2 separate regions of the Homo sapiens genome follow, and region 2 is linked to region 1. Evidence: chromatin contacts called from ENCODE Hi-C or POLR2A ChIA-PET data. All regions are on one chromosome and are shown on one strand. Each heading gives the region's core, a stretch centred on a gene start or an enhancer-like site at or near the end of the contact. The rest is flanking DNA. Distances are from core to core; before and after follow the strand shown.

Region 1 (4,749 bases), core at 2,133-4,632:
TACAGTAGTCTCCTCTTACCCTTGGATTCACTTTCTACAGTTTCAGTTACCTCCAGTCAACTGCAGACCAAATATAGCCAAGCACAGTACAATGAGATATTTTGAGAGAGAGAGTATAAGTGTATAAAAATACACTTTTATTACAGTATATTGCTATGATTGTTCTATTATTAGTTATTATTGTTGATCTCTTACTGTGCCTAATTTATAAAAGAAATTTTATCCTAGGTATGTATACATAGGAAATACCGTAAGTAGTATATATAGAGTTAAATAGTATTCAAGGTTTCAGACATCCACTGGGGTTCTTGGAATGTATTACCCACAGATAAGAAGGGACTACTGTATATATTTTGGATAAACTCTTGCACAAGTGCACAAAGAACAAAATACAGGGATGCTCATTGTAGCTTCTTAATACAAACGGTATATTAGACATAATGTAAATGTCTATCAACAAGAGATTAAATGAGAGGTGTCTTATTTTTACATGGAATATCATAATGCAGGTAAATAAATGAATTAGATTCATGTGTGTTTAAGTGATTAAATCAGTGAGAAAAACCAAGGCACAGAGTAATAAGGACAGCATAATACCATTTATAAAATGTCTAAAACACACAATTTAATGTTGTATGTTGCTTTATTATACATGTATGTAATGAAGGTGGGTGAGTGGAAACTACCACCGATTCCTCCCACTTTCAGAAATACATAATACCCCATTTACAAAATATGTTTTGTATATTTATATTTTTTAGTAGCTTTTATCAAATTGTTGGAATACTTTGATCCAAAAGACAAACAGATTCAGCCAGCTGTTTAGGGCAACAGATTTTCTATCCCAATTTGTCTGTAACATTGTGGAGAAGGCCCTGGTGCTGGTGAACACTGATGTGACTTACTTGAAGCCTTGATTTGAAGCCCTTGATACTATGCCAGGGTGGAGCTTGTTCCTCCAACCTCTGCTGAGATCCCTAGAGCAATTCAGAGCCTGGAAAAAATAGGCAATAGTGCTCAAACTGGTAGCTCCAGACAGCTCAGTTAAAGAAGCTGCTCTGGTTTGGTAGCCACTGAGGTGTGGGTGTGGATTTACACTGGAGAGATCATAGGCAATCGTGGCATCACTGGCTATAATATTTGAAGACTAATCTTTAACATCTGACTATATTTGACTTACTATTTGAGTGTTCTTCAACCATGTGTGACATTTTATTTGATAAAGTAAGATTTGTCAAAAAAAAAAAAAGACAACCTTCTTCTCCTTGGAAAATTGTTTCTGTATCATGGTTTTAGCCAACATTCATAAATTTATCCCCTTTGTCTTACTCTATCTCCCTACCAGATTGTTCTTTTGGATGTTAGAACTGTGTATAACAATAGTTTCTTATGCATTTCTCCTTGGATGACCACCAACTCATCCACCTAAAACTTAACATGTGAAAGAATGAACTCATCTTTCCTCCCCATCCTTGCTCCTAGTCTCTGGTTCATATCTCTGGGAATGGCCAAGGACAAGTGGGAACTGTTGGAAGATGTTCAACACATTCTCATTGTTTTTTCTTTCCCGCTCAACACCCCAACTAAAGTGAACTTCTTTTAATTCTTTTGTAAGATATGTTTTCTCTGGCCTCTGGGTCTTTGCTCAACTGATTCTTATATACTCACCCTCCTCCACCTTCATACAGCCAATTTCTGCCAATATCTTTAGGTCTCACTATACAGTTAGCCCTCTGAATTCAAGGTTCCACACCCATGGATTCAACCAACTGCAGACTGAAAATATTCAGGAAGACAATAGAAAAATTACAACACAACAATAAAAAACAAATTTTTAAGCAACACAGTAAAACAACTATTTAAAAAAGCATTTACATTGAATTAGGTATTATAACGAATCTAGAGATGACTTAAGGTATACAGGAAGATATGCATAGGCTATATTTATGCAAATATTATGCCATTTTCTATAAAAGACTTGAGGATCTGCAGGAGTCTGGGAACCAATCCTGCCCCACCATCCCCCACTGTAGATACCAAGGGGCGACCATATATATTGTTTCTTTTAATTTCCAAGTCTGAATGGTCCACTTTTGTGCTTTTCTCAGGCTTTCCACATATAAGTGCTGAAATCATGCACTGAAACACTCAGGGGAGCATTATTTACATCATGGTCTATGGCAATGGTGCTGCTGGAGTTGTGCGATGTGGTAACCATGTCATAATGTCCCTATCACAGTGCTAACCGCACTGTATTGTAACTGCCTGCTGACTTATCCATCGTTCTCACTGAGTAGACAAGGGACATCACACTAGATACCAGAAGTCAACGTATGAAAACATCAAATCTTTACCTCCATCATGAGGCCATGTAGGCACATACCCTCTACTCATATACCATACCAGAAAGTAATTTTAGGGAAAGAAGCAGAGAAGGAGAAGTCATCTAAGAAACTGAGTATTTTATCTAAGACTTAATATTTCCTAAAAGGTGTAAGAATAAGTACCTGCCAAGGCAAGGTAGCTCACGCATATAATTCTAGCACTTTGGCAGGCCCAGGAGGGAGGATTGCTTGAACCCAGGGGTTAGAGCCCAGCCTGGACAACATAGGTAGACCTCATTTCTACAAAAAGTAAAAAAAAAAAATAGTTGGCATGATGGTGCACACCTGTGGTCCCAGCTACTCAGGAGGCTGAGGTGGGAGGATCACTTGAACCTGGGAGGTCAAGGCTGCAGTGAGCCGAGATCATGCCACTGCACTCCAGCCTGGGTGACAGAGGTGACAGAGGGAGACCCCGTCTCAAAAAACAACAACAACAACAACAAAAGTAACAAGCTGACCATCAGAAAATAAGCACCATGATAGCAGATTGCTCTTCATTGGTCCATTTTAAATTCCCTGCCCCTAGGAGAGTGTCTCACACATAGCAGTCCCTGAAGAAAGGTTTTACTGAATGAACAAAGAAGTCAAGTTGTCTTATGATTAATGTATTAGACTATATGTAAACTGAATTGAGGGCCCATGAGGAAGACGAGAACAGAGCTAGACAGGCATCCATGTTGCTGTATTGTGTTAAATTTGTGGTCCCCCACATGTTAGCATGTTAAGAATTCCTTAGGATCAGGAAGCTTTGTAAGGCTATTTAATTTATTCAGGGACAATTCAGGAGAAAGAAGGAAAAAAACAGGAAAAGAATTCATGGAAACTAGAATCACAGGAAAGCTGAATATATTCTATAGATTTCCTGGCTCTTTAACAAGTAACATTTCTACAGCATTTTATAGACCCACAGAACTTTACATACCTTATCTCCTCAGCTACTCACCATGGAAGATAGAGACTACTATGTCATTTCCTTCCTGTCAAAGATAAAGATAATATCTCTCTACATTAAGTAGAGTTCTTTTAAAAAGTTTCTTTTACATCTTAAAGGTCATGAAAGTTGATCATCAAGAGCTGTTTGCTTTCTTTCCATTGTGTTTACTTTATTTTCAATAGAGTTCTGTTTGTTGAAAAGACAAGTACAAAAACAAATTTTAATGGAACTGGATTGTGTTGGGGATTAGAAAACAATGCCCCAAACGAAGGTCTCCGCAGGAGCCTCAGAAGCAAAAGTTTTTCTCTGATCTCCTGTCTCCCTGTCTCTCAATCCCATTCTCCCCCTCGCCGCCAGGTTAGCTAGAATCCCTCTTCCCAAAGGTAGGTGATAGAAACCAGAAGTCCTTTTCCCCAGAGCCAGCCATAAAACCTAAAAATATTATTCTGTCCCTCTGTTCAAGCTGTGTAAAAATGGGCTACAAAGAAATTACTCAACCTACCTTGTTTGACTGCAGGTCATAAGACCCCCATTCCAGAGAAGGCCCTGCCCCACACCCAGAAGGAAGGAATACATGCTCAGAGAGGCGAAGAAGAATCAAGAATGACAGGCCTTGCTGGATTTGCCCACTCAGTCTATTAATATTCGATCATATTCTTTTAGTTCAGTTATATTTCTTTTTTTTTTTTTTTTTTTTTTTTTTTTTTTTGAGACGGAGTCTCGCTCTGTGGCCCAGGCTGGAGTGCAGTGGCGGGATCTCGGCTCACTGCAAGCTCCGCCTCCCGGGTTCACGCCATTCTCCTGCCTCAGCCTCCCAAGTAGCTGGGACTACAGGCGCCCGCCACTACGCCCGGCTGATTTTTTTTTGTATTTTTAATAGAGACGGGGTTTCACCGTTTTAGCCGGGATGGTCTCGATCTGCTGACCTCGTGATCCGCCCGCCTCAGCCTCCCAAAGTGCTGGGATTACAGGCGTGAGCCACCGCGCCCGGCCTAGTTCAGTTATATTTCTACACAGCTATCCATACTGTGTTGAACCTAAGCATAAAAACGGACAATTTGGCAGATGAAAACCACAATGAGAGATCATCTCACAGCAGTCAGGATGGCTTTTTTTTTAAAGTAAAAAAAAAAAACAGATGTTGGTGAGCCTGCAGAGAAAAAGGAACACTTAGGCACTGTGGATGGGAATGTAAGTTAGCGCAGCCACTGTGGGAACCAGTTTGAAGATTTCTCAAAGAACTAAGAGTTGAACTATCATTCAACTCAGCAATCCCACTTTCAAAGGAAAATATGTCATTCTACTGAAAAGACACTTACCCTGTGTGTTCATCTCAGCTCTGTTCACAATAGCAAAGACATGGAATCAACCCAAGTGCCTATCAGTGGTGGACTGGATAAAGCAAATGTGGTACATATACACCACAGAATA
Region 2 (4,823 bases), core at 555-3,054, 37 kb before region 1:
ACAGAGAGGTGTTTGGAGATTCTTGTGCCTTCACAGGCTTGTATCTCCATTCTGCTTGAACTCAGGTAAAATATTGAGGGTCATGTCTTCACTCTTGGATTGCAAATTTGCCTCACTTCTTCTAGAAGCTTTCCTTGTGGCTCGGGAGAGTCTCCTTCTGAAAGTATCTCCCGCCAAGAAATAGAGAATGGGGTCCACACAACTGTTGAGACTTGCTAGACCTCTTGTCACCTGATACGTGGCATAAACCCTGTCATTGAAAGCACACATTGCTGGGGTCTGAAAATCAAGCCGGGCCCTCAAGTTCATCGTTTTCATCACATGGAAAGGGATGTAAGACACAGCAAAAACAGTCAGTACAATGATTACCAGGTAAATCGATTTTCTCCTCAGAGGAGAGTTGTCCAGATCTTTGTAAATCAAAGCTCTCACAATTAATCCGTAACAGCCCAGAATCAGCACCAAGGGGACACAGAACATGGCCACGGTCGTGCACATGCTGTAGATGAAATAACTTCGCAGGTACTCGTCTGAGGTGGTGTCGTAACAGGTGATGGTTTTGTTTTTGCGGACCCCGGTACCTGAGTAGAAGAGGATGGGGGAGATCGCCACCACCACAATGAGCCACACCAGCACGCTGATACAGATCGCATTCTTCTTTTTGAGCCGGCCCAGGGACTTGAGGGGGTACACCACACCGCTGTACCGGTGGGCACTGATGCATGTCAGAAACAAGATGCTGCCATAGAGGTTCACATGAAAGATGAACCTCTGCAGTTTACACATGGCATCCCCGAAGATCCAGTCTGTTTTATTGAAGTAGTAGAAGATCAGGGCTGGCAGAGTCAGCACGTACAAGAAGTCGGCCAGAGCCAAATTGAACATGTACACGGAGATGCCGCTCCAGGGCTTCATGTGGAAGACGAACATCCAGATGGCCACGCTGTTGCCCAGGAAGCCGATGATGAATACCAAGATGTAGACAGCCGGCAGGTAGTAAAACTGGAAGCCCGTCTTGGTCAAGGCGCATTTGAACGACGAGGAGACGGCGGCAGTGGAGGCGACCGTGCTGTTCCCCCAGGACGAACCCGGACCGGCCAGGAAGGCAGCGTCCGTCCCGTTGGGGACAGCCGGCCACAGCACCTCGGTCATTCTCTCCTCCTCGACTTAGGCGGCGGCTCCGAGGGGTAGGAGGCGGCGAGAGGGCAGCGGCGGCCAGGGGCGCAGCAAGCATCGGAAAAGCCAGCGAGCGGAAGGGAGCAGGCGAACTGGATCCCCGCGGGAGGGGGCGCGCAGGGGCTCGCCCACGCCAGCTCTGGCCCCGCGTTCGCCGCGGGCCATGAAATCCGCCCCGGGCCGCCACCGAACTGGGCTATCGGGCAAGCCAGCAACTTCTCCGTCCGCTGGCAACGCCGAGCTTACACAACAGGGCGCGCAGGGAACCGCCGCGGATAACTTTCCGACTGCGCTTTCCCGAGGGGCCGCGGGTCCGCGCTGCAGAGCGCGCCAGAGGCGCAGCGAGGTCAAGGGAAACTCGCTCTGCAGGGCTCTAGCTTGGGGAGGCTGCTCCCCAGCCTCCTTGGCTCAAAGATCAACTTAATTGGGGGCATCTTCCTCCTCCCTACCTTAGAAACGTGCAGCTCAGTTTCGGGGCGTCTAACCGCTTCCTCCGCCCACCCTGAGCTCAGCTCCTGGCAGCCATCGGAGCGCGCGTGGCCGCAGACTCGTGCGCTTCTGCAGCGCGTCCCGTTCGGCGTCCGCGTAGTTCAGGAACCCCTTCCCCAGGCCCAGCTCTGTCCGGAGTGCCGGGGTTAGGCGGGAGAGCGGAGCTCCCTAGAGGGTGGGCGGAGTTTGGGCACCGGGGCGAGTCCGCACTCCGCGGGGAGGCGAGGGGCGTGCCTCCGCCGAGCTCGCCCAGCAGCCAGCCCGCGTCCTCCAGGGCGCAGTGGGAAGCAGGAGGCGTCTTCTGGGGAGCAGGTCTCCGCCGAGGCCGAGTGTGTTCAGCCTCTGCCGGCACGCTGCTACCGGAGTCGGCGGCGAGGGAGAGGGGTGCGCTCCAAGGTGGCTGCTGGCAGGCGATTGGCCCGCGAGCGCTCCTTCCCTCTTCCGCCAGCTATCTCGGCAAAGTGAAGTTGCTGACACACAGGAAACCCTTCCGACCGCTTAGAGCCTTCTGCCTACAACCCCAGAGCCGACCAGTCCGTAGCAGGAGCCTCTAGGGCCCTCGAGAACCACGCCAGGTGTTTTCAAGCTCCAAGCAGCCAGGAGTCCCTAGCTGGGAACGCCTGTCATTGCAGAGCGTCTAGCTTTGCCGGGACCGGATTTCTGGCACATGCAGGAACCTGCTATTCCAAGAGGGCGCGAGCCTCCAAAGGAATGAGGGTTGGGAGAGGAGTGGAGAACTCTGTTTCGCCCTTCTTACCTTTTTTTTTCTTTTTTTTAAATTCTAGTACTGTTTTTTCTTAATTACCCAAATGCTAATAAACCCACGTCATTAATAACATCAACGTGAGAATTTCCAAAATAGTCTTGTGAAGATATTACTAGTCCATATTGCACATTGCTTCAGCTCAAATTTGTCGTCATAGATACTTAACACCTATCAGACAAGACAAGCTCCCCAAATCCTCCTGTTCAGTACATTTAAAGATCAGAAGCTACAATGAAAAAAAAAAATTCGAAATTTATCCCTTTGAAAGTAATTTGAATGCCAAATGCAATACATTTATATTGATAGACGTAAAAGACGGTTATAATTCCAAAGTGACTAAGGTATGGTTTTGGTAGGGGGTGGCGGGGGGAGGGGGGTATTTCCAATTCTATTTCTTTAAGTTAAAGTGATTAGTTACAATTACCTCTAGTATCTTAAAAATACAGACTTGGGACTTCCTTAATTACTACATTTACTGACAAACTCGTTTTCTTGCCTTGAATGTAAATTTTAAGCAATGCACTTCAAAAATGTATTTGAGCAAGTTTAATTGGAAACTAAATGAAATATTAGCTGTTCAGGAACATATATAAATGGACCCGCACAAGAATGGAATCTAGCACTTCTTGACAAGTTACTAGTTAATGTATTTTTACATGACACATTAACAAAAGCTTTTCTCTTAGAGGAAAAAAAATCCAAAAAGAAAATATCTGTAAAATATATAACATCAAGATTTCTTTCTGGTCCCAGATGCTACATGATAGTGTTCCCTTAAAAAATAAAGGAAAACCACGAGCTCCTGGCTTTGATACCACAAAGGAAAATATCCCCCACAAGATCCAGATGGTTCTTTAGAGGAACACATATAGGAAGGAGCATATCTTAGCACATGGTATGAATACACTGGGTTTTGAATTGTAGTCAATTGAACAGCATAAAAATTAATAATAAAACAAGAGTAAATAATTCAAGTAAACAGTGTGAATGAGGTTGTCTTGAAAAGTCTTACTTTTTGTGTTTCCTTCCAATCTCCTGATTATATGAGTCTATGATTCTGAGCCTTAACATGAAACATTTGTGTATTGTTTGATTAGTATGGTCCTAGGTGGGATGATTGTCTATTAAGAGAGAAAAGGAAGCAAAGAAAACCATTAAGGGTTCCAGGGGTACTCAATAGGTCTTAAGTCCTCACTCCTTTGCATTTTTTATTTGCAACCTAGGCAATATCTGACTTCACTCAGAAGTTTGTTGCAAATGCATTAACTCATAATGTGAGTGTTTTGAAATGTACACTTAGTCCAGATACCATTAAGTACTTGCAGAAAACTGACACCTTACTAGGAATTGGGGGATAGTTGTTTTAAGTGCACCACAGACTTTTTAAAAAATGATGTTAAAAAATAAATTTTGGGCTGGGCGCTGTGGCTCACGCCTGTAATCCCAACACTTTAGGAGGCCGAGGTGGGCAGATCACGAGGTCAGGAGATGGAGACCATCCTGGCTAACACGGTGAAACCCCCTCTGTACTAAAAATACAAAAAATTAGCCGGGTGTGGTGGCGGGCACCTGTAGTCCCAGCTACTCGGGAGGCTGAGGCAGAAGAATGGTGTGAACACAGAAGGCGGAGCTTGCAGTGAGCTGAGATCGAGCCACTGCACTCCAGCCTGGGCGACAGAGTGAGACTCCGTCTCAAAATAAATAAATAAATAAATAAATAAATAAACAAACTTTGTAAGCATTGCTTTTGCATTCAACATATTTAACTACACAGTTATGTTTCAGTTATGCTTTAAATCAAAATTTTGCCTTGTGGGAATAAGTTACATATATTCAGTAATTACTATAACTTTCTATTTGTAAAACATTCAACTATTATTAATGAAGAAAAAATCTAAGAATCATTATTCACATTTGAACATCAATTATAGATGGCTTAAAGACATGATAAAAAATTCTTACATATTTAAGTGACATCCCTAAGCATTCCATGTTAATTTTTTTTTTTTTTTTTTTGAGACGGGGTCTCACTCTGTCGCCCAGGCTGGAGTGCAGTGGCGCAATCTCGGCTCACTGCAAGCTCCACATCCCGAGTTCATGCCATTCTCCTGCCTGGCGTGGGACTACAGGCGCCCGCCATCATGCCCGACTAATTTTTTTGTATTTTCAGTAGAGACGGGGTTTTCACAGTGTTAGTTAGCCAGGATGGTCTTGATCTCCTGACCTCATGATCCGCCCGCCTCAGCCTCCCAAAGTCCTGGGATTACAGGCATGCATGAGCCACCGCGCCCGGCCTGCCATTACTTTTAATGGCAGTCTTGGACTCATAAACAAAAAGGTTGCCCTTCTTATGCCCTTATATTTAAGTAGCAGTGTAAGAACCTGACTTCAA

Evidence for each region. A loop is a pair of places that touch in the nucleus more often than their neighbours do. ChIA-PET counts read pairs that join two places held with the same protein, here RNA polymerase II (POLR2A). Pooled maps may share reads with other maps.
Region 2: a loop to region 1 is called in a pooled map, with 4 times the contacts of the local background. The contact joins the promoter of P2RY1 here to the enhancer-like site in region 1. A Hi-C loop is called at or near these places in 6 of 50 pooled maps. POLR2A ChIA-PET finds 5 or more read pairs at or near these places in 4 of 52 experiments (H1, K562, PC-9 and 1 more).

The regions. Positions count from the first base shown.
Region 1 is chr3:152,796,829-152,801,577 of GRCh38, reverse strand. It overlaps the pseudogene ATP5MGP5. Among named protein-coding and RNA genes, the nearest start is that of P2RY1, 36 kb to the left of the region's middle. Within about 2 kb of position 3,382, at least 2 of the 41 ENCODE cell types and tissues checked have a DNase peak (open chromatin) inside an H3K27ac peak, as active enhancers do.
Region 2 is chr3:152,832,112-152,836,934 of GRCh38, reverse strand. It overlaps P2RY1 (purinergic receptor P2Y1), which reads right to left and starts at 1,804. Exons shown (of 1, transcript NM_002563.5): 1 at 1-1,804. The coding sequence starts at 1,152. The coding sequence ends at 31. RefSeq lists silencers at 841-1,135, 1,848-1,897 and an enhancer at 1,568-1,667.